Linked DNA regions of Homo sapiens: region 1 is linked to region 2. A link is a loop called in an ENCODE intact Hi-C map of the cell type or tissue named here. Cell type or tissue: testis. All regions are shown on one strand. Links, peaks and the distances in the headings refer to the core of each region. The heading gives the core; the rest is flanking DNA. Region 1 overlaps SRGAP1 (SLIT-ROBO Rho GTPase activating protein 1). Region 2 overlaps SRGAP1 (SLIT-ROBO Rho GTPase activating protein 1).

The links. Peaks named below come from ENCODE experiments on the same cell type or tissue, not always from the same donor. Only the 100,000 strongest peaks of a DNase experiment are listed, where the experiment ranks them.
Region 1: it touches region 2 in a loop (7-fold over the local background); 2 of 110 quality-filtered maps call a loop at or near these places.

Annotation. Positions count from the first base shown.
Region 1 is chr12:64,082,416-64,092,569 of GRCh38, forward strand. SRGAP1 (SLIT-ROBO Rho GTPase activating protein 1) reads left to right here. Exons shown (of 22, transcript NM_020762.4): 11 at 4,584-4,611; 12 at 8,861-8,963. Among named protein-coding and RNA genes, the nearest start is that of KICS2, 130 kb to the right of the region's middle. In testis, for the core only: no CTCF peak of the experiment used is centred there; a DNase peak (open chromatin) is centred at 6,166; H3K27ac peaks cover 3,190 bases.
Region 2 is chr12:63,966,668-63,976,821 of GRCh38, forward strand. All of the region lies in intron 1 of SRGAP1 (SLIT-ROBO Rho GTPase activating protein 1), which reads left to right. Among named protein-coding and RNA genes, the nearest start is that of SRGAP1, 130 kb to the left of the region's middle. In testis, for the core only: no CTCF peak of the experiment used is centred there; no DNase peak of the experiment used is centred there.

The DNA of each region.
Region 1 (10,154 bases), core at 1,202-9,201, 120 kb after region 2:
CTGTATTATACTTTGTGAACTGCAAGCCAGAATTTTCTTTTTTTTTTTTTTTGAAATGGAGTTTCACTGTCATCGCCCAGGCTGGAGTGCAGTGGTGCAATCTAAGCTCACTGCAACCTCCACCTCCCAGGTTTAAGTGATTCTCCAGCCTTGCCTGCTGAGTAGCTGGGATTACAGGCATTTGCCACCACGCCCAGCTAATTTTGTATTTTTAGTAGAGACAGGGGTCTCACCATGTTGGCCAGGCTGGTCTCGAACTCCTGACCTCAGGATCCACCCACCTTAGCCTCCCAAAGTGCTGAGATTACAGGCATGGGCCACCGTGCCCAGCTCAGGATTTCTTTATCTTGGAATTTTTTTCAACGGGCTCTGGTATACCAGGGACACAAGCTGTGCTGACGTGTATAAAACCTTCACAGGACTCCATTTATGCTGCAGAAGAAACTGGATAGCTTTCATCCATCAGCAGCAGGCACACTAGCCTCTGCCCACTGGTTGCAGACATCTCTGCTTCCTAGCCCTGCCCCTTTTGCAGGCTGGGTGGCACACCAATTGCTGGTCACTGCCTGGATATGACACTGACAAATTTGCCCAGAGAAAAGCTGAGCATGGGAGACATGCCCCACCTTTTAACTCAACCATTATAAGCCTGCTGGCTTTCTGTGCAAGCCCTCTTCATGTTAATAGGCTACATCAAAGGAGACCAGGAGAGTTAATGGCGCCCATCACATAGTGAAGTAATCCCATGGTGAGCTCTTATGGAGGAATCTGAGTCCAGATTTGGTGTGATAGGGTTACTAATACAGGATTCAATGGTTATGTTTGGGGACAGTCCTGACTTTTTATATAGAAATCACCTCTCTGAAGTATACTAGACTCACCGCTGCAAAAACTGCCTTCATAGTAAAACAAATAGAGCCTAACCCGAAGATTTAGCAGTTGCTCGTACACAGCTGAATCTGTAACTACAGACATGTGTTTGGCCTGCCTTACTGCTCGCTTTTTGGTAGGCTGCCAATGGCCCAGTAAGTTCTTTGATTTACAACATTGTGAAGCAACTAGATTGGGCTCTTAAAGTGGCACTGTCAAAATTCAGAATTCCAAATCTTTGAAAACTACTGAAATAGAAAGAAGCACGCAATGAGTTGTTAAGACCAAACTCATTATTATCATTTTCTTCATCCCTCAGCAACACCATTGTATCTTTTTGTGATGTCATTTGTTTTTAAATCATAGAAGTTAAATTGACCACAGTAAATGAGATATACATCTATAAAACTGAGGCACTGATTTTTTTTTTCTTTTTCAGTAATGAGCCTTAATGTTCACATTGGCTTCTTTGTGTGCAGCATTTGGAGTTAAGGGGGTGCAAATATCAGTGCGATTTTGCTAAATAAAAAATCTGATACTAGGAGCTGAGCTCCATATTTTATTGCTTCTTGCCCTGGGCATAAGGTTTCTGACAAAGGAATTTAATAGATTATCCTCATACAATCCATTGTCTGTCTTTGAGTAGGAGTACAAGTATACTTTCAAAAGGGAAGCTGAATGTGAGTAATTATGGTTTTTTAGAAAAGCACTGCAGTAGTTGGTATTCTTAAGGAAGAAAAAGGACTGGAAAGTAATGCCAGGAGTTCTCATCAGTCATTCATTAGGGAGCAAATCCAGGATGCCTGTGTCTCATTTGAGCCATACACATTTTAAGTATTTTATCTCCTTTTTTAAAATATCAAATTGCCACCAAACTGTATTTTGGTTATCCCATTAACTATATGTAGGAGATAAAATGCATTTAGGTGTGAAAAATAATTCACTTCATAATTCTCGAGTGAAATTTAAGAGTAGCTGAAAAAAAATGTTTGAACCAAGAACAAGTTAAGCCTGGGTTATTTTTTTCCTTCAAAATGGCTTATATGTTGGGGGGTGTGGCGAGGGGAAGGAGTGGTCCGTTGTTTTTAATAATTAAGTAGCTTTCCAAAGAAAATGATTGAAATCTAATCCTCAGACTGCTGGAAGCTTTCACATTTCTCTGGGAAGAAGAGTCTTCTAAGCTTGTGTGTTATTGATCTATTAATGATGATACTGATTAAAAAATAAAACCTCATTCATCAGTTGAGACACACTCAGGACTATTAGCTGAAAAAACGATGGATGTGGTAGTGTGGTTATACTGTGAATCATAGTTCTTGCAAAGCACGCTCTTGGTTCATTATTCAAAATGTATCTTTTATAGGTTTTTAATTTTTTATCTCATACTATTAACTATGGATGGATGGAGCAAAATAATTTTAAGCATTTTACATATCATTTTCTAAATCTAGGGAATAATTTGTTAGGATATTGTTACAAAAATAGCAGAATTTCAAAGTTATAACACATTTCATTTCTAAGGAATTCTCATTGGCATCATTATTGAATCACTTGAAAGTGATTACCTATGTTATTAAATTTACATTTATAGATATTAATTTAATAATGTACATATTTATAGAATTTATTAAATTTATTTAAATATTCAGTATTTTGTATTTGGCTTTAGGCATATGAGGCAGACAGAATTGTAAGCCATAATACCTACCTTTCTTCTAGGATCTTTCAAAGTATTTGCCAGGAAAAAAGACTTACGTTTTTAAAGGTGGTACATTATAGTGCTTGGGAGCTAGTACATTATAGTTCCTGGGATCTCAGGACTGGGATTAAAACAAACTTGGACCTGAGTGCCACACCCACCCCATACTAATAGCGTGACCTTGGGCAAGTCACTTTTCTATATGCTCAGTCTTTTCTGTAAAATAAGGATAACAATAGAAGCTACCTCATAAAGTCGTTGTGAAAATTGTGAGTTAATATATGTAATATAAAGTGCTTATAATGGTGTCTAATAAATATTAGACATCATTGCTGTTTTTATTGTTGTTACTAATATATATTGCATCATACCTAATTAGACTTAATGCTGTCATAAAGTATGCAACATAACAACATAATACAACACAAGCCAGACAGTTTCTCTACCCTCAACCCTTTGCACATTCTACTGCCTCACACTGGGTGATCTTACGTGGCTCGTATGGACCCAACACAACCTAAATGGTGGTGACTCTCACATCTTTATCTCCAGCCCTGTCTTTTCTCTGTGCTCTAACCCTGTATAGCCAGCTTGCTGCCGAACACTGCCATTAGGATATCCCATAAGGCACCACATACCACAGTCAGCTCACCATCTGCCCACTCTACTTCTCAGTAGACCTTCACTCCCATTCATGAATAGCTATAAATTATTCTGAAGTTCTATGTACACCTTCACCTTTTTCTTCTCCTCCAAGGTAGCAGAAGGCCAGCAAAAGGAAGGGACTTATAACTTAAATAAGTAGAACTGGGAAGAGGAGGAAGAGGAGATTCTTCCCTTCCCTTCATCCCCACTTCAAGTCATGTCCATGAACTCATTCTGCCAACATTTTTACTGTGGCCTGGCCCTATGTGAAGAAAGGTAGTCTCAGATTTTAACTGTTTCACCCTATTTAATCAATAGATATTAACCAAATCCTTTATGTTATTTGTTATTCAAGAGGAGATAATAGAGTCAAAGGCTCTACTGCAGCCTGGAAGTGTTGGTTCACCATTCCCAACAAGCCAGCTTTCTTTACCATTGTCATGTTGGCCTTGCCCTAGAAATCTGAATCACTGCATTATGATATGATAGGCTGAGCTTAGCTGTTTGTGCTGCAACGTGACCATCCCCTGCCAGCTATATTTTCAAGCTGTTTCAGGACCATGTCATTATTTTGCAAACAAACCAGCTGAATGGTTCAATGTTTCCCACATTCCTTCCCACTACTCCGCCCTAAATGTACAAAGCAACCGATAAACACATGCAAACTTGAAATTATTGCAGATTGTCGGAGCCCTACAAAAATTCAGCCCTGTTACTTAAAACAAGTCAAGAAACCCAAATGTATAAGAAGTTGATGTTTTAATGGACAGAGAACTCTGTGAAAGGCTTTTAGCTTACAAGTTGGTGGAATGTAGTATCATTTAATGTCCTTGTACTTTAATATTCGCAAATGTCATTTCTGATTACAGAATACAGCTTCTCTCCAGTCCCCTGATTCATATTATAGAAAGAACACCAACTTAGTCTAAGGAAAATTGAACCCTCCCAACTGTATTTGAACCCATCCTTCTCGCTAACAAGTGTCAGTCAAAACAGAGAGAATAACTAACATCTAAATCTTGGATATGTCTTATTTGTATTTCATTTTTGGGCTTACAGTTATGATCAAGCAGCTATTCTTGTTTCTTTTCTGAAAAAAAAAAAAAAAAAAAACACAGCCTCAAATTGCCAAGTGAAACATGATTCTCAAATCTATAGAATTTATTAAATTTTATGTATAGATTTTATGAAATGTTTACACTGAATTATGTGTCTATCTTCATATGCTATCCTCATGTTTTCTGCCATAAAAACGTGTAAGTTATTACAAACTCAGTGTTTTAAAATACCGGATAGGAGATACAAAAGAGTACCACATACACTCTGCTGATTCCTTTCAGTTTACTTACTTTAAATTTTTTTCCTGCAGGTCATAGAGCTGAATATATGACTACAAGGTAGGAAAATATTTTATCATAACTTATAGCGTATTTTACTTTCTCTTTAACAAGAAGCAACCATTTCAATGCTGAAAGAATTAACATTTTGTTAATGAATACGGGAGATAGTTTTGGCTTGACAAAGCATAGCAACATGAAATGTTTGGGCTTCTTACAAGACTAGGTATGTTCTAGCTTATTTTTGTTTCCCTCTGGAATTGTAAAGCTCTTTAATAGGCAGAGACAGTAACAAAAACCTAAGTTAAACCGGCTTGGTTTATCTAATCCAGAATACTTTAACTGTTTCTAAATAGCGTGACAGGACTTTTGATTTGATAGTTTAATTAAAAAAAAAATACGACGTGTACATCTACTGCATAAGTAAGTAGAAAGTACAATTATTTTCTGTTCCTATTTTCCTTTAGTCATATAAACATTAGAGCTGGCCGGGTGCAGTGGCTCAGCCTGTAATCCCAGCACTTTGGGAGACTGAGGCGGGTGGATCACCTGAGGTCAGGAGCTCACGACCAGCCTGGCCAATGTGGTGAAACCCTGTCTCTACTAAAAATACCAAAAAATTAGCCGGGCGTGGTGGTGTGCGCCTGTAATCCCAGCTACTCAGGAGGCTGGGGCAGGAAAATCACTTGAACCCGGCAGGCGGAGGTTGCAGTGAGCCAAGATTGCGCCACCACACTCCAGCCTGGGCAAGAGCGAGACTCCATCTCAAAAAATAAAAATAAAAAATAAAAATAAAAATTTGAGCTATATTGAATATCTTTAGGATTTTAGCTGTCTATATATTCTCCATTTTGATTCACTTTAAACATTTAACTTTTAACACATACTCCCATATTGTACTTTCTTCATTCAGGGGAGGATTGTGAAGCTACTACAAGAAAGGAAAGCCATTTGGGCAGCAGATTCTGATTTGGGTTCGGGAAAGTTTGTGGCAACTTTTATTTTTCTATGTCACCATTTGTGCAACAGACAGAAATTATCTAATTAGCATAGCAAGATGTTGCATTTTTGAAATTGAGTTCTCTTTGAAATAAGACGCATTTAGAACACTGGTATATCTGCTGCAGTAATTGGCAAGTTGACTTTCAAGGATCTATAATGTTATTGCTGGGCAGCTTATTCATAAGGAAGCCCCTCGTACTTCATGGTAAACCAACTAGAAAGATACAGCTCCTGACTTTTCCAAACCTAACAAAAGAAAAAAACACTGAGGTTTTTCTTCACTGTGTCAGTGAAAAAGAAGACTATTACCTCGACCTGGTAATATGCAGCTTATAGAGATGTTTTTCACCTATAGCATCTCCTTGCACTATCAATTATTTTACCTGTTGTTTCTCAATTATAATTACTGTAAGGCACTTCAAAAAAAGAGATTTTTTTAAAAAGCAGAAATGGAAATATATTAATTTGCCATGAGAGCTATAATTGCCAAATAGACTAGATATTCACATCAACCTGACCAGTACTTCCTCTCATGTGGGCATCCTCTGTAGGAAACCAAATTATCAGGAAGTCATGTGGTAGCCACAGAATCAGAATGAGTCACGCAATTGGAATGTTGAACGTCCCTGGCTCTGTTCACTTGATGTGGGTGTAGCAGAGCAAGAATCATCAGACCTCTGCCATGGAAATTACTTTGATAAGCACTGAGGCAATTCGTTTTCATTCCAGGTTCCTCTCACAACTTGCATGCGTTCATATTTACCGTACTATAGAATCCTACAGAGGTGATTTTCAGGCCTTTCATAGAAGACTCAAAAGATATCCCTCCATTAGCCAGCATTACCCTGCGTCTCCCAGTCATGCGGGGACAATGATTCAGTGCATTGGAGGTTTTTGGCTCCGTCTACAAGATTGGCTTGCTCCGTGAATCAGTGACCAAACAAAATTCTAATCTGCTTAGCTTTGTCAGCTTCTCCAGATATCACCAGATGTGAAGCTCTCTTGGACCTTATTGTAATAACCACATTTTCTAGTTTTTTAATGCTTTGGTATATTGGGGACTTTCTGACCCCAGAAGTACTGCCCCTCCCGGGATTAGCCAATTCCTAGCAGTAGTAGTAAGAACTGGCTTGCCAAGTGTGCCTTTTGTATGCAAGCCAGGTGATCCAGACGACCTACCTCCAACCACCTCCTTCATGGTTCTGACACTCACGGCCACTATTCCCCTTCCCTAATCACCCCAAGGCCAGGTATAGGACAACTTAGGGATAGTCCCTATGCCCCAAAGCCCACTGGAATCATTCCAACTAGCCTATTCTAAACCTGCTTGCCCAGCTTCTCCCATTCCCTCCAGTGGGAACCACAATAAAGACTCCTGCCCACATTTTCCTTTGTGCCTTCTGCCTCCTGACCCACCCCGGTGCTTCCTTCTGTGGCCTCCCTGGTGGTGGGGCACATCCCCAACTCTTTAACAAACTATCTTTTCAGTGGTAGTTGTCTCCTGAACGTTGGCCTCCCCGTACCTGAATAAAAATGAAATCCACACTTTAAAACACTTTTAAAATAGTGAAAGGAGTGGATGAAATCAAGTATGTAGGGTTAAATGCTTTGGTGGTTGGTTGTTTTGTTCTTTTTACTCCTATCAGATTATTTCCTCCATGAATGGCCAGAACTCAGTGTATAAAAGAGATCTCAGAAATTTCATCCGTGGCAGGAGATGACATGTTGCCTGGTAGAAGTTTCCATATTCTCTCCTAGACACTTGCAAAGGCTTCTTTTAACCTCGCCAGCACTGTAGAACTTCAGGTGCTGCTTGCTGTGCACCTTGTTCATCATATGAGCCCATCTGCTGGGAGGGTCTTAGAATTTAGCTGTGGAAGGCTGTACCAGTAGGTTTGTTTCCATACATGATAGTGTCTAAGGAAGCTAGTCAGGCTTCCACGTAACTTCTTGGGATCTGGTATATGAACCAGACTTTCTGAACTTAAGCTAAATGAACTAAAAAAGATAAATTTTCCTAGAGTCTGAAGCTTAATGAAGGGCTTTACACAATTTCCTGGTGTGGTGTGTATCCTCCTATAAGTCTTGCAGTTAAAAAGGAGTTTTACATTAAAACATCCAGAGACAGGTCTCAGGGCTCTCCTTCCATGTATTTCATTCAGCACAGTAGTAGAAGTTGAGTCAGGTAATTCTGGCCTTCTTTCCACTAAAGGGAGAGAGCAGAAGAGGTTCCCTCTCTGCAGTCACAGGGCAAGATGTCACAGTTTCTAAATATACTACATGCTGCACTAGATGTGCATATGTCAGAGAGAATGGTTTATTCACCAGAGCAAATGGGCAGACTGGAGAGGAAGAGAGTCTGCAGTGGCATAAACAAGTACATCCTCAGATATTTAGGTGGTGGAATAGTTTGTTCTAAAGAAATAATAACTCATGCGAGCCTGTATGTCCCCCAAATTAGAAAAAGCAGTGAACCCAAATTATTTTTCTCACTTGTGACCTATTAATAGTTACTTTTGCATGAAATAAAATTCCATTACTGCTGGAGGGGTATCGAACAGATGTGATGTTACTTGCATTGGTTTGCTGGGCTGAGTGAGGTGGCTCACGCCTATAATTCCAGCACTTTGGGAGGCCAAGGTGGAAGGATCTTTTGAGCCCAGGAGTTCAAGACCAGCCTGGAAAACACAGGGGGACTCCGTCTCTATAAAAAATTTAAAAATTAGCTGGGCATGATGGCATGCGCCTGTAGTCCTAGCTACTTGGGCTGAGGTGGGAGGATCCCTTGAGCCCAGAAGAAGGTGGAGGCTGCAGTGAGCCATGATCATTCCACTACACTCCAGCCTGGGTAACAGAGCAAGACTCTGACTTAAAAAAAAAAATTATGTGTACCTAAAAATGTTATATTTAATTCCTCATTTGGGGATCTACCGGAGCCCTAATCTTTATGACCGGTTGTATCTTACTGTGTGACTTGTAAACCAAATAACAAGAATGCTGGTTTGTAACATTTGGCCAAATAGCTAACGAGTCTACTTGGTAGTGCTTATTTTAAAACAAACCAGCAAACAAACAAATGTCAGCTGCAGCATACAGGGAAACAGCAGTGTGAATAAACAATTTGTATGTTTTTTGATACAGAAGTGAAAGTAAATAAATGGGAAATGGGAGGGAATGTTTTCCCCTGTGATTGGGGGAGGGGAAGGAACCCAAGATTCCCGTGTTTTGTAATATTGATGTGACCTATAGATGTTTCATTTATTGTTTGATTTCTGCCATGCTCAGTAATTATATTCCCTTCCCTTAGGCCTCCAAATGTTCCCCCTAAGCCCCAGAAACACAGGAAGTCCAGGCCCCGCTCACAGTATAATACTAAGTTGTTTAATGGGGATTTGGAAACATTCGTCAAGGTACTGGCACCAGCCATCTGGGTGGCTGATCTCCATGCTTCTTACTATAATGGTCTCAGCCTCTTGTAAGAGGAGGAAGGTCATTATGTCCAAGTCTGTCCTGGGGCTCTTTGCTTTCCCAGAAAATCAATATAATATTTCCTGAAGTCAGAGAGGAAAGAATATTTGGGTCGAGTGCCTTCAGAAGAGAGAATAAATGTGAGTATTATTATGTGGGCATAAAAGAAAGCCCTCTTTCTTTATTTTTTTAAAAAGAGCCATAATTTGTACAGAAAGTTAAAAAGCAACCTGATAAAAATGTTGTATTTTTACTCATGCAAATGAGATGGCACAAAATATTCTTTAAAGTCTGCTTGTTAGGATAGCTCTGAAACACAGCAGGAGTTTTGATTTCCCATGACTTGAGGAATTCATTATATTGAATGAATTGTAAGACTATGATCTATACCTTGTACCTCTGCTGTGTTTACTCTTCGTCTTCTTTTTCATCCTGTATTTCTGATAATGCTTCTAGCCGAGGACGAAGAAACTCGCACACAAGACATCAGGTATAGTGCTAGAGGGACGTGAGGGTGCTCTTTCACTGTTGGTATCATTTTCAAGTCGTGCTCATGCTTGGCTTTAATTAGATTGTTAAGGTTTTTAAAAGAAAAATGTTTGCATTTGGAAATCAGACAAGTTTATAAATAGGTTTTACTTAGAAACTGTAGCAATCAAACACTAGAGGAAAAATGGGCACATTAAACTATTAGTTTTTACATTATGTGTTTGGCAAATGTATCAAGTTTGATCAAGGGCTTTATTAGGGAAAGTCAATGTTAAATACCAAATACACATTTAATACTGGATTATGGACCCTAGTGTGAATTTTACAAAAAAGAAAAGGGCTTGCTTTCTCCTTTGTAGTTCACATTTTATGGCATGGGCTGCGGTGTTTCTGCAAACTAAGTTTATCTGAGAAACCATGTCATTAATAACCTCCCTTAATGATATATTACAGACGTCTTACTTTCTTAGGTCTGTTTATTGAATATGTGTACTAATAATTAAATAAATGTGCATGTGGCATGTATAAGGACATACATACATATATACATACATACATACATACATACATACATACATATGTACATAGATTAAAAACCTCTGGCAGCCTTAAAAATCAGCCCTACTCTGGAATTAAGTGGAAAG
Region 2 (10,154 bases), core at 1,422-9,421:
TTCTTAATTTAGGCTTAAAAGACAGCATAGGAAAACAAGGGGTAGAGGTAACATGAAGGGAGAGGTTTGTTGAGTGGAAATGGGTGGTGATACTGGAAGCTGGTTTTGTGCACTCCAAGTCTGGAGGAAATGGGTAAGTAAATCGGCTCCCCTTCTGTAATGGGTAATGAGCTTGGTGACTGTCTTCCTTTTAGCCTCTGGTTCCCAGATTAGGAAAAGATGTTAGATTAGAGTTGAAGGAAATTTCATATATGAGTATTCATAATGATTAACCCTTTTTTTCCTAAGAATTTCCATATTCACGTCTCATAAGTTGCCTTATGTCCTGAGCTTTTTGATAGGTTGGCTTTATCCTGTCTTTTAAGTGCATTTACTCATACAGTACCCTTCTGGAAGTTTGATATTTATTTTAAAAATTATTTCTGTGAGCCGTTTGGGAGGAGGGCAGGCAGTAGCCTGGCTTATTCATTTTTATATAAAAGCAACTAGCAGGCTGGGTGTGGTAGCTCATTCCTGTAATTCCCCCACCTTGCGGGGCCAGGGTGGGAGGATCACTTCTCCCCAGGAGTTCAAGACCCACCTTGGCAACATAGTGAGGCCTCATTTCCACTAAAAATAAAAAAACTTAGCCACATGTGATGGCATGCACCTATAGTCCCAGTTACTCGGGAGGCTGAAGAGGGAGGATGGCTTGAGCCCAGAAAGTCGAAATTAAAGTGAGCTATGATTGCACCACTGCACTTCAGCCTGGGTGACAGAGCGAGACCCTGTCTCAAAAAGCGCTTAACTAGCAAAAAAAGAGCAACTAGCATGAGTCATATTGTTGGCATTCGATACATTTTTGTTGAACCAGTGGACGAGTTCTTATTGCAGGCAAGGAAACTTTTCCTAGGGTTGGAGTTGCCTGACAAAAGCACAGGTTGCTCTGGGAGATGGGACATTCTGGGCAGGAATGGGCTTGGGGGGATTTGACCCCTGGATTCTTTGTAGGACTAAGTGATGTTTAAGCCTTGTTGTTAAGTGTGAGATTCTGTAATTCTGTTTCTCTAGCATATGCCCAAAGGGAAGAGATATGAAAAGCTAATTGGAACTGCAGATTGTCCTGGAAAGCCTTTGTTAGCAAAAGTGATGAACAGGTTTTGTATCAGCACTGAGAGCAGAAGGGCTTTCCCCCAGTTTCTGGAGTCAGCATCAACAGTGCTCATCCTGAGAAACAGTTCCAGTAAGCCTGGACTTCAGATCATCTTCCAGATTTAGGCTGAGCCCCAGGAAGGGAATGGTGAGGAGGAGAAACTGTTCTAGTATTTTCAATGCTAGGAAACTAGTGTGAGAAGTTTTAGAATAAGTCAATTCATTGGCATCCAAGTTACAAATACATTTACTTAAGAGCCAGGAAATAATGTGACTCACTAAATATGTTACCTTAAATTATTTTAATTGGTCTCCACACACCATTTACATTGCTGCCACATTCATGAGGTCCTATACACTATTATTGATGTGAATTTTGTTCCTCTTATATTTATGACAAGGTATTAATTTTGTCCAATAAGCTTAGAATTTCTGTACATCAGAAGTTACAAAATGGTAGGCCATAGGGAAAATCTGGCACAAGAATATGCTTTGTTTGGCTGTACAGTATTTTGTTTTAATTAGTTACTGATATTTAACATTTTGGAGATTTTTACCCAAAAATCCAGATTTCTGGCTTCTCTCTCAGAAAACAAAAATACCAGATTTGGCATAACTGCATCATACCTCCTACACAGTGGCCATTATCTGGAGGTTGGTGGCTAGATGAAGCATGTGCCCCCCATGTAACCATGGTCATTACCGTCTCTTGTTACTTTACACCCTGCCTGCATCTCTCATTTGGGGGACCTGTCTTGTCTGTGAGGGCATTGGAGTTTGTGACCCCTGCTCCATGTGTAAGGCTCACAGGCAGGTCTTAAGTCTGTAAGTGGCTACCGTTTCAACCCTGTCAGGACTGCTGAACAACGTGAAGTGTTTCATTGGATTTGGGCAGAGTGTTGTGTCTTCAGGATAATCCTGGCCAGTCAACTCTGTAACCAGAGGGAAGAAGAAAAAATGTATTCATCCTGTGCTGTGCTGTTGGCATTCAGGAGAGCCCTAGTCTAGGAGACTGGGCCTGAAGTGCCCTGCAGACTGCTCGCTTGCCTCTGCTCATGGTTACTTGGCACCTGTGCTTGGGGAAGCATCCAATGGAGTGGCAGAGGCTCAATGCCATCCATTCAGACAGCTTTCTGAATGCCGGCAGCCAAGAGAACATCAGCTGTGCCTGTGAGTAGTGTGGGTCCCCGCCAGAAACATCTAAACTTCAAAGGGAAAAAAATCGTACTGTGGGTCGGTGTGGAAAGCTTTTGGTCTTCTTGAATTTTACTCGTTTTCACAGAGAAGGAAGATGGTGTGAAGCATTCTGATGGACTCCACCTGTTTTTAGGTGCCAAGATAATTAAGCTAGAGTAGTTGCATTTAAAACCTAACCATGAAAATAAAATGAATACAAAGAATTTCTGTTTGGTGTCAGAGCTACCTTAGAATTAGGGAACTGTGAAAGAAGATCTTGGATGAATCTGATGGCAGATTTCATTAAAGTTGAAGTTACATATTCATGACTGATTTTGATTGCACCATTTCTAAGGTCTTAAAGCGGTGGGGGTGGGGAGGTCTTATAACCGAATAACCTACTCTTTCGTTCTAAAAGAAAAAGAAATCGTGCTTTTGTTTTGACTTGAAATTTTATTCTCATGCTGGCCCAAGAGTAAAGTCTGATACCTGGAATGTACTGGCAGCAAAATGTACTGTTTAAAAATCTGAAACATCGGCCAGGCACAGTGGCTCACACCTGTAATCCCAGCACTTTGGGAGGCCAAGGCAGGCGGATCACGAGGTCAGGAGATTGAGACCATCCTGGCTAACACAGTGAAACCCCGTCTCTATTAAAAATACAAAAAAATTAGCCGGGCGTGGTGGTGGGCACCTGTAGTCCCAGCTACTCGGGAGGCTGAGTTAGGAGAATGGCGTGAACCCGGGAGGCAGAGCTTGCAGTGAACCGAGATTGTGCCACTGCACTCCAGCCTGGGTGACAGAGCGAGACTCTGTCTCAAAAAGAAAAAAAAAAAAACTAAAAAATCTACTGTCCTGAAGACAAGCATGTACAGACCAAAACTCTCTTGAAATCCCACTAGAGCCCATGTTTCCATATGTGATTTGGTGACTTCCTGAAGACCTTCATCATTTACTTTACATTTGATTCATTTTCTACCATGCTGCCTTTCCTCACATGTCCCTCCTGACTTTCTCCTCTTTTAAATTTTTCTTACTCCCCTTGAGCTATGCTTCCCTTTATCCTTTTCCTGTTCCCACCTTCCCCCTTTCCCCAGACCATCAGTCCAGGGTCTTCTGTTTTCATCTCTTTACTACTTCCGCCTCTTTTCCAAGACACAGGGAAATTTAACAGAGAGGAGTGTACTGTGTGGGCAGAAAGCTGGGGAGGAGAGTTTAAATTAAAAGGCAACATTTACATTGTAGATGCGTAATTAGGGGGAGAGGTGGTGAGAGCTATCTGGTGCTGGGGATTTGGATGAAGGAGGACAGTATTTCTCCAGCAGTGCACTAAGAGCTATTTATGCATCTGATCATGTTTAGAAATGAAACTCTTCCAGATAAGAACAGATGTAAAAGGGTGGGTGTGGCAGAGGCAATATTGCTAATCATATCTGAGACCTTACAAAAAACTTATAGGGAAGTAGAGGTATGAGATTAAAAAATGTTAACATTTTCATCATAGTATTTCTGCAATGCTGCTTTGTTGTAATATTTAATGATATATTTTTAAAGAAGTGTAACTTTTCAAAGTAGTTTGCAAGTTGAATAGACCATAAAACAAATAAGAAAAGCAGAAGATCAGTGTTTAAAATAATTGTAATTTTAAGCCACTTTCTTTCAAAATTTAAATCTAATTATATTGAAAGGCAACTCGGATTGCATTATGGTACTCACAAATCCTTCCATTCCATATCCTTGAACGTAGCTGGAACTGCCCCCTCCCTTATCAAAATTAACACAAAACAATGTTAAAAATCTGTTGTTCCCTATTTGGCAGGAAATGTCATTTCCTGATAATTTCATTAGTTAGAACATAAATCTACAGCTATCTTTTCTAAATGTGCATAATTTACATTTGTTTTTAACTTGTTAACTAAGTTGAAGCATTTCCTGTAATAAATGAACAAAGAGCTGAATCAAGATAGCATCCTATATCATTTTAGAATATTTACTTTAAAATGCCCTAATAATTAGCCCAGCCTCTGCCTACCTAACCACCCTGCGATACAAAGCAAACTGCCATGCTTCTAACACCCTGAGCTCTCTAGACACTCTCAGCCACTCCTTTTGTCCATAGTACCCTTTCGGAGCCCACCCACAACTTACCAAATTTCTGCTTTGCTGATAGCTCCAGTGTCATTCCAGAGCCTTCCCTGATTTACCTGGGCAGAATTTGTTGTTCCTGCCTATGTGTTCTCATAGTACTTTCTTCATGCTTCCATGATAGGGCTTATTACCTTGCATTGTAAATGATGATAATTATACAACTAATAGTTACATGTTTTCCTGTCTGTAGACCAGGAGGTAACCTGGGAGGCCCCAAGGTAAAGAAATAATGGATTTTTTATATCTCCAGAGCCCACTACCTGGAAGATGCTCAGTAATGTTTGTCAGATGAGTACGTAAGCATTTTTAAATTTACTTGTTCCTTGTTGACTAGACATTGTTTAATGAACATTGTTGAATTCAGTTTTTTTTCAGATTATGCAGGTAAAAGCTGGATGTTTGTGCAGGACTAGAAGTATACTTTTATTATAGAGTTTGGCTCACATCTGAGGATGAAATAGAAAACTTACTTTTAACACAGGTTGTCTGTCACATTGGACATTTTCTTTGGTACTTGAAGAGATAAAATAATGAAGAAGAGAATTAACATATCTGACATTTTAAAGCTAGTTAATGGTCAGTACTTGCTAAGGCCTGAAAAATCTTAAAAGGTGTGTGTGGGTATAGGGGTGTGTGTGTGGGTGTGTGTGTGTGTGTGTGTGATCTTTTTTTTAGCTGAAAAAATAATTGCCATCTCTTTAAGGATTTTGTAGCCTAAAACTTGAAAGGCTTTTATTTTATGATTTAGAATTGCGGCTTTCAGTTGTAAAATGGATGTTGAGGAAGCATGGGTAATGAGGCTATTCTCTGGCTTCCTTTTTTCAGCTCCTGTCCAGAGTCCAGGTAGTCCATGTGGACCAGAGGTGATTGGAGCTCTCATTTATTGAAATGTAGTTAAATCAAAATAAGAAAGTTGCCAATAGAAATCCAATCAAAGTCTCTAATAGAAAGCTGGGCATCATGGCTCATGCCTGTAATCCCAGCACTTTGGGAGGCCGAGGTGGGAGGATTGCTTGAGCCCAGGAGTTAGAGACAAGCCTGGGCAACAGAGCAAGACCTTGTCTCGATTTTTCTTAAAAAGTCTCTAATAGAGGTATAAAGAAAATTAAGTGAAATGATCAGTGTTTCCTTTGTCAGTGTTTTAGATTAAGGTATTCTCTTGTGGTAGAAGTAGATAAATAAAATATACTTTTATTTCAGAGATGTTTAGAACATTATGATATTCAATGGATCTAACTGGAATTCTTTTCCACTGCTGATCAAATAAGATACTGTTTATAGGAGAAACCTTATAGGGTTGGAGGCCATAAGGAGCAAAGAATAAAAAAGAAGTCATAATGCAGTGGCTGATTGCAGGGAGTGGAGAAGGCAAACCATTTTTTTGAATTGGCAGAATTTGGTGCCTAAGTCGATAGCATTTTGATAACTTAGTATACTTATTGAAACAGATGTACACCAGAGATAGTTGTTGAGTACCTACTATGTGTTCTGTGGAAATTTAGAAACTTGTTATTTGTATTCAAGGATCTTATAATACATTATAGTTCAAAACTTTATGTTAATTAGAACATAATAGCAATAGTACAATAATGATCTAAAACAAAAGCAGTTGACCTAAATACATAGTTTCCTAGAAAGTCATGACATTCAGGAAATACTAGGAAATTAGTTTTAGGCATTTAGCTAGTTTTTTTAAAAAATCTGAATTTTGGAGAGTTCTTTTGGCTTTAAGTAAATGATAGAAGGCCAGGCATGGTGGCTCATGCCTGTAATCCCAGCACTTGGGAGGCCGAGGTGGGCAGATCACCTGAGGTCAGGAGCTCGAGACCAGCCTGGCCAACATGACAAACCTTGTCTCTACTAAAAATACAAAAATTAGCCGGGCATGGTGGCAGGCGCCTGTAATCCCAGCTACATGGGAGGCTGAGGCAGGGAGAATTGCTTGAACCCGGGAGGCGGAGGTTACAGTGAGCCAAGATCGCGCTACTGCATTCCAGCCTGGGTGACAGAGTGAGGCTCCGTCTCAAAAGAGAAAAAAAGTAAATGATAGAAATGACACTAGACCCTTGGCACCTAAACTGTTATTTGCTGCATCAACTCTCATTGGATTAATAGTTATACATTCTAATATATTCTAAACATTCTAGTAGACCATCTAGAAGCACAGGCCTGGGTCACTTTAGCTTGCTTTGCATAATTACATACTATGTATAATTGCCGAACATTGTAAGTTTGCATCGTAGTCTCTGGAGTCAGACAAACCTGAATGGGAATCCAAGTTCTGGTATTTATTAATTATCATACTTTGAACAAAATACTTATGCACTCTCTGCTTCAATTTTATCATCTCTGTAATGGAGACACCACATAATAGGATTGCTGTAAGAATTAAATGAGATAAACTGTATCAAGTACTTACCGCAGAACCTGAAAACATCATAGGAAATCAATAAATATTCTTTTATTAGATATAAATGTTAAATTGCTTAAAAGTCTAAACTTTTCTAGTAGACATTTTAAAATTGGAATTATTGCAATAAGACAAATAGCTTTAATTTGAAAAAGGCTCAATTTGCAATTAACTCAGTACTCAGTGCAAAAGATTTAAACTAGTTTAAAAGTTTTTCATTTTTTTTCTTTTTTCCTTTCCAATATTTTCCCAAAAAAGTTTTCCATTTTTAAAACTTATTCAGAGAAAAACATGTGTAAACTTTGATATATATTCCATGAAACTTCATGTTGAATTGTATCAGGAAAGAATGTCAATGTTTGGCAAATGCCTTGAACCTTTGTCAGTAACACAGTCATTCCAAATGCTTTTCAGGAACACAGTCATTCCAAAATGTAAATCTTTGTATTCTCTATAAATCAATAATTCCCACACACTGTCTTTCTGTAGTAGTAAAAATCAATCTACTAATAAGGTCTGAAATGTCCTTGCTTAATTATGGGGAAGTTAATGAAACCCTGCCTCCTGTGCATTTTAAATAAAAGTACAATAGTGGATCATTCAGATTTGCACTTCTTTAAACTGCCCTTTCCTACAATGTTGTTCAACTGCAGTCATTGAACACTCTAATTTATTGCCTTTTATCCTGGCTAGCTTTCATATGAAAAAAAAAGTGCAAGTTTGTTTTCCATACTTTATCTAAAAATGTTATGTAGGCCAAAATATAATATTTGGCTTTCAAAAGCTATGAAAAACTGACAGTTTTGTAGTAAGCTTTTATTTTAAAATAATATTGAGGTTAACATCATTACAAATGAAGGTATTGTAATGAAGACTTAGAATAATGAATACAGCCTCTATGTGTCAGAAATTTTTTGAAATTTACTTTACTTTCACATGTGAAATAGTGAGGATTAACTGTACTGAGAAGACAGTTCCTTATTTTCTTTTAATTTTTATTTATTTTTTTCTTCTGGTCTTACTTTAATACAAAAAAGGATTTTATTATAATTCTGTTACCCCTTAGATATGCTAGTCACCTCTAGAGTTCTAAGATGAGCCTATGATTTTGAGCTTGGAATGAAAGCAACTTGATTTTATATTATGTTCGTTGTACTATTTTGTTTGCTTAAATTGCTGGTGATACCATAATTCTAAAGTAGAAAAAGACCTTAGGGAGTCATATTTTCCTTAAGACAGTGACCTGGAAAGTTACATTTGGTTCAGCCACCCTAAACTTCCTAGAAAATAACTCTTCTGGACTAGGGTATCAAGAATATCATTTTGAGTTTATTTAAGGCATGACATTTCCATTCCCTACATTTATGCAGCCTCCCAAATCCTACATGTCCAGAGCCAACCCCTCTGAAGCTATCTGTGATGATGACCCCCAAGTGGCCAGTGATCTTTCCTTCCTGAATGTCCCTTAAACTAAGTAGTCTGCACCATCATATCTAGAACTTGTATTTTTCTTTTTTTCATTATACATTTAATAATTGGCCAGCACAACACTTTACATAATGAGAAAGTATTTTCCTATTTCATCTGATTGAAAGCTTCCATCACCTTTGGAAGGGAAACATGGTAGTTATTAATGACCACTTCGCAGTTAAGGAAACATGAGCTCCAAAGAAATCGTCCCTTCTCCAGTGTTACACCTCCTCTGACTAGAAACAGTGTTCAGACACTCCGTATTCTGTACTGTGTTTGCCTTGGGCATAGGTTTTGCCTTCTGATTAAGCCTGTCAAGTCCTCAAGGACCCGTTCCTATAGGAACTCCACATTGCCGACTCCACTTACAACAAATTCAGTTGCTAATTCCCTCATATCCTAGAGGAGAGCTGTCCAAAAGCCATATTGGTCATTTTAGATTTTTTAGGAGTTACATTTTAAAAAGTAAAAAGAAACCATTGAATAAGTGAAATTAATTTTAAAATATTTTTATATAATACAATATATCCAAAATTTTATGATTGTAACATGAATTAATATACAGATGATTGAGACATTTTACGTTCTTTTTTTTCTCATAAGATTTCAGAATTTTGTGCGTGTTTTACACTCACAGCACACTTCTCTTCAGCCTAGCCACCTTGCAAGTACTCAGTGACACTTGCAGCTACATACTGGGCAGCACAGTGCTTAAGATTTCTCCACAATGTAGCTACAAATCAGCTTCTACTCCTTGATAACAGATTAAATGGAAATCATCATTAGTTCCACACCAGAAGACAGAAATGAGTGATTCATAAATAATTATAATAATAAGAGGCTTAGGGGAAAATATGGATACCATTCATTCTTGTGAGGGTTTTTGTTGTTTTTATTAATTTGTTTTGCCCTGTGATTCCTCATTCAAATGGGGAAACCATACAACTTACAAAGAAAACTCTATTTCATAAGGTGTCGGATGCTTAGCATTGCATTTATTATTCATTTGTATTCTCTTCTGAAACGTAAGTCTGATTATAAATCTTCCTTGTTTAAAATTGTTCAATTTTTGCCCACTGATGCTTCTAAGCATCCTCCATTGAGGTCCTGCTAGACCAACAAGATCCAAATATCCAGCCTAAACACAGGTATTTTTAGTAAGGACGCCAGGTGGTTTTTATCATCAAGCCAATTTGCAAAGCTGACCTGTGAAATAAAATCTGACTCCTTAGCATGCCACATGGGGTCCTTTCCAACCTAGTCTGTGACTAGACCTCCTACCCATCCAGAATTCAATTTCGGCAATTGAGAAGTACTTGTTATAACTCTCCTTCTCTCCTACTTCCTTCAGCCAGACTCCTGGTAAGTCAATCTCAGGGTCACCTCTTTGTGCCCTTGCCTTCTTGCCCAGCCATGGATATGTCCGCCCCAGACTCTCACTGCATCTTGACATTCTTACCTTGAGGCTGTGAAAGTCGCCCCCTCTCATTATCTGTCTGTGTTGCCTCTGCTTCCTCACTGAGAATGGGACTCATGACTTTCAGTCTATTATTTATGTCCACGAATAAGGAGCCTGGCACAAGAAAATATTCAATAAATATTTTTTAATGAAAGCTCGCTGGTGCTAGTAATAATAACATGTCCATCTGTTTCATAGTGGTTTACAGATTGCAGCATGCTTTTCACTTATATCATCTCATTTAATTCTCAGCACAGCCTTGTGAGGTGGGAAGTATTGTTTTATAAAATGAAATTCCGAGAGGTTGAGAGACTTGCCACATGTCACATGACTTGTATTAGGTGACACTGTAACTCCAAT